Regions from separate parts of the Homo sapiens genome. Here region 2 is linked to region 1. The links are chromatin loops, found by intact Hi-C in ENCODE. Cell type or tissue: endothelial cell of umbilical vein. All regions are shown on one strand.

What was found. Hi-C counts contacts between places; a loop is a spot of excess contacts. Peaks named below come from ENCODE experiments on the same cell type or tissue, not always from the same donor. Only the 100,000 strongest peaks of a DNase experiment are listed, where the experiment ranks them.
Region 2: a loop joins it to region 1, with 5 times the contacts of the local background. A loop is called at or near these places in 10 of 110 quality-filtered maps.

What each region holds. Positions count from the first base shown.
Region 1 is chr15:57,015,779-57,018,278 of GRCh38, reverse strand. The region is part of intron 3 of TCF12 (transcription factor 12); the gene reads right to left. Among named protein-coding and RNA genes, the nearest start is that of TCF12, 98 kb to the right of the region's middle. In endothelial cell of umbilical vein, no CTCF peak of the experiment used is centred here; a DNase peak (open chromatin) is centred at 1,078.
Region 2 is chr15:57,137,301-57,139,800 of GRCh38, reverse strand. The region is part of intron 5 of TCF12 (transcription factor 12); the gene reads right to left. Among named protein-coding and RNA genes, the nearest start is that of SNORD13D, 140 kb to the left of the region's middle. In endothelial cell of umbilical vein, a CTCF peak has its summit at 1,344; a DNase peak (open chromatin) is centred at 1,360.

The DNA.
Region 1 (2,500 bases):
TCTGTAAACTAACAAAAATTCCTAACAACTTTGTATCAGTCCACCTGTTTTGCCTCTAAAAATTCACCTGTAACTGCTGCTAATCAATGTGTATATTCAGAGCAACTTGAATCTATGCTCCCAGGTTGCAATCCTCAAGCTTGGCCCCAATACGCTCTCTACTTACATTAATTTTGCCTCAGCTTCTTCCTTTTAGGTCGACACTTTAGTGTCCTAAATTACTTTTTGACTGGCTTTCCAAGATCCTTCTACTAAAATGTAAAATTCAACAGTAACACCTCAACCCTCACTGGGTGATTCTTACACTCCCTGGAGTTTGTGATACATGGAGGTTTACCAAAATAATCTGGTGTCCCTTGCCTTCTTTCCCAGATTATATTATGTGACAATCCCTTCTTTTCTAAAACTGGGTGAAGAAGAAGAAATATACATGTATATTTAAAGAACAAGTATGTAAGGCCACATACCAGAGTCACCAGGAATTCATTGCAAGGTATGACTTTTTAAAATCTAAAGAATGAGGCAATGTTCAGGCAAAAAAAAAAAAAAAAAGAAAGAAAATTAGACCTTCTCACATCTCCTGAGGTTGCTTACAGTTTAACTGGTGGGTTTTAAAAAATATTACCAATAATTCTGCACTGAACATCTTTGTATGCCTATTTTGATATACCTACTTTGTATACCTACTTTTGCACATATATTTAAAGTAAACAATGTTGGGCTAGCATGCTAAAGCAGGGCCCTGCAAACTTTTTCTTAAAGGAACAGTTAAGAATTATTTTTGGCTTTGCCCATATGGTTCTGTTGCAACTACCCAATTGTGCCTTGTAGTGCAAAAGCAATGATAGGCAATACCAATAAATATTGGTGCGGCTATGTTACAACAAATCTTCATTTACAAGAAATAAGCAGTGAGCCAGATTTGTCTCAAGGGCGATAACTTGTGACTCTCCTTAAGTCAGCTAGAGGGCATATACATTTAAATGGCATTGCTAGGCTGAAGGGTATATGCCTTTGAAATTTTTATTTACTTCTCAAATGGATCTTTTATTACATGGGGCTACGAGGCCCTCAAATGGACACTCTAGAGAGAGCACCCATAATCTCAGTGTCAACTGTGTCAAGGGCCTGAGATTTTGCCCTACTTGTAAACTAACAAGGTAGCCTGCCACCCTTTCAAGGATGAAGGTAGAAGACAGGAGACTCAGATCAGAGACAAATGACTTTATTAGTCACATCCCAGCAAGAATATATCAGCATATTTGCATCAGTTCCCTTATCCCCACTGTCATGACAGCAACACGGATGAGCCCAAATGGATGTCTGCATGCCCAGTGCGTTTACAGGAAAGGAAGCCTGAGTTTAGGAAGCCCAGATCTATAATGCACAGTAAGTATGGCTGACTTTTGCTCTGGAGAGATAAATTCTCTCTCCATATACACAGTAAACATACCTGCCCTTTGTTCCAGAGGGAGAAACTATGTCTACTTTCCATGGCTGTTTAGTATACAAGCATCCTTGAAAGGACAGTCCAAAACAAAGGCAGTCAGTGCTTCTGCTTGTAAAACATGGAAATGCAAGAGGCCCAAGGAAAATCACCTTCTAACAATATGTACCCTTTGCTTCTACATTGTCTTAGGCTCCCAGTCAATTTTTCTATAAGTATGCCATTCTATCAACCAAGCTGATTAATCTGACCAACAAAGGGAGGACCAAATGTATTTAATTTGCCTTATGAATTATGTAATTAAGGCTACTACAAACAGGAACTCTGAGCAGCAAGGTGAGGTCAATCTACAGTACTGACTTCCACTAGGTCCTCTAGGGTCTTGGACAAAATCAGCTAAACAAATCCCATAAACCATCAAAGTCTACCTTAGAAATTCAACTGGCTTCCTCCTCATGTTTCTGTGTTGACCTTTCCACTTAAACTAAAGCATTAATCCAGGTATAGGAAGATGCATTGGCAATTACACAGAATCTACCTTGTAATCTGTCTGGCCCATGAAGAAGTCCCAGGCAATTCTATCATACATAACAATTCTGGCTAGTGACTTGATGCTGACCTGAATACCTTTTAGAGATAAAATCCTAACACTAATCATTTCAGCTGAAGTCAGGGACTGATTTCATAATACCTATCCTAACCGGATGACTCCATCCTAGAGATAAACTACCTGCAGGGTACACGTAAATAATGAATGAGTCAGCCCCTCCAGGAAATTCCCCCAAGTAATCTAGGTTAGCCTGATTTTGGAGAAATCTCAGCAATCATATGAGAACTATATGATGTTTCCTTAAATACCTAAAGGTCTCTTAAAATCACTCTTACAATACAAGTCATTATGTTTCTGGTAAGGGGGCAAATTAATGTCTGGCTTCTATATAAGAACTAAGGGACCAAGAAGTCATGAGATCGCCCTGGAAAGAAGTGTTGTTTACAATGGTTGGAACTCCACAAGTAAGATATAAATCAGTCAGGGCACAAGCCCACAGTACT
Region 2 (2,500 bases), 120 kb before region 1:
TCTATAAAGCTTTTTTGGTACTATTACTTTTTTCTTGAGTGTCATAGCAAATGCTTTAATATTCCTAGCCCCTAAACATTAGTGCAAGCATACTTTTTCTATGAATGCAGGCCACAGCTATAATGCTCTAACTTTTTTTTTTTGGTTTAAAGAAGTAAACATTAGAGATTTTTTAGTGTTTGCAAATAAAGGTGATGGCTAGGAACCTGGAAGATCTCCCTGGTGGTTTAGTTATGCAGGAGCAAAGCCCTATGTAATGAGTGATACTATTAATTTTTCCAGGGAAAAGGACTAAGATTCACTAAAGTTTGCCTAGTCAAGAGAATCTGTCTTCTGCTCCCAATTATCATAATCACCGCTAACACCCTTAAACTGTTTAGGGATGGATACCAACATGCAGCTGAAATCTAGTTATATGTATGATGATTTCTGAAACATCTATACAATAGAACATTAGGTCTTTGCTTTGAAAATTTAGTGTATGTAATTAATAGCCATAAAACGGATTATAAAAGACCATCATTCTTGTGGTACACATGAGTAAGAAATTTTAGAGCAGAGGAAAGTAAGGGGACAGAGATTACGAGAGCAAGAGGAAAGGATATTGGAGAAGGAAGAGTAACTAGAAAAAGAGAAGTCAAGGAGAGGTGAGAAGGGAGAGAGAAAAACAGACTGAGACTGACTGAGATTAATTTTGTCTAAATTATAGGCTAATGTGTTTGGGACAGTCTAAATATGATCTTATCTAGAGGACCTCTCAAGGTCCTTTCTGGAACTGGGATTATGTATAAAGCTTAATTTTAGCTCAAGTTCTCAACTGAAATAGGTAAATGATCTCAGCTACTGGTTAATTTAATCATATATTCACTTACTTAAATTTTTCTCAATTTCAGAAATATTAGTTACAATATTCTAAACCTAAAATTTTGATCATTTAGTAACAGCAAAACTCTTCATAACTGAAAACATCAATTGGTAGCACGCGCTTAAAAAAGAAATGACTACATAATGGCTTATAATGAAAATACCTGGTCATTTGCTTTTTATCTATGAACCCCAATAAACATAGTTAGGCCTCTTCTAGCTCTACCACTTTCTGCCTATTGCCTTATTTTAACTGTCTCCAAATGAACTCTTTTGAGAATAAGTGATTTTAAAAACAAACAGCTGCCCTGTTCCTACAACTGGCTGTTAGAATGGTTTATAAAGTGGAATATATGAATTACCCCTCTAAGCTTTACACTTTTCCTTTCGGTTAGATAGGAAACAGATCTGATTATCTGTGAAGTACTTGTCTGGAATAGCCATAGCAGTTGCCTAAATTTCCACTGGAGGCAGCAGACTCCCCAGGCAAACCCACATCCCATGACTTCTGAAGGTTTTAAGCCAGGAATGGTTAACAGGGTAAGAGAAGAAGGCTTTAAGATAAGGCACATTCCAAGCTTACAGAAAGCTTCTTCCAAGATCCGATTTAAACACTGAAACCCAGGCTCAGCTGTAGAGAAGCAGTGTTAAATGAAAAAACATGAAAAACAGAAATCTTTAGTTAACGCTGAAGTGTCATTTTAGACATGAGCATCAAAGTATAATTTCATGAAATATTTAGCCATCAGTGATATTAACAAGTAAAAGTAAAATGGAAAAACTGGAAATTCTTCTCTTTTGCCTGTCTTTGTTCTCTACCAAGGAGAGAACTGGCTTAAGGATGGGCCACTGAAAAGAGAAGAACAAGTAGAACTGGTGGTAATACTTTATTTTTTTTTTTTTCTTTTGAGACAGAGTCTCACTCTGTCAGCCAGGCTGGAGTGCACAATGGTGCTATCTTGGCTCACTGCAACCTCTACCTCCCGGGTTCAAATGATTCTCCTGCCTCAGCCTCTTGAGTAGCTGGGATTACAGATGCCTGCCACCATGCCCAGCTAATTTTTGTATTTTTAGTAGAGACAGGGTTTCACCAGGTTGGCCAGGCTGGTTTCGAACTCCTGATCTCGTGATCCGCCAGCCTTGGCCTCTCAAAGTGCTGGGATTACGGGCATGAGCCACCGTGCCCGACCTAATATTCTTTAAGTCTTTCCTATAAGCATAGTACCTCAGAATTATAATCTCTGCCAATATAAAAATAAACAAAACATTTGCAAATTATTACACTCTACAAGTGAAAAAAATCTAGATAGCAGTTGCAGAGTCACTGTATTATGGAAGCAATGCCACCACAACCAAATATCAATGGTTAAAATGTATTAAATCCTACAACGATTCCTACATTCTCAGTTAATCCACAAATATTTTTAGAAATAATATTTTAGGCAATTTAGATGAGTAACTTCTAAAATATTTTGTTTGAATACCATATTTTTCAATATAAGCCCTTTATACCTGTGTCAAACTTTTACCAAAGTGGAAAAAAATTTCATTATTCATTAATACATCCTTTGTAAATTACAGTATTTAAAATACATGGGGAAAAATGTGTTTTATTTATAAGCAATGCTGGATATCA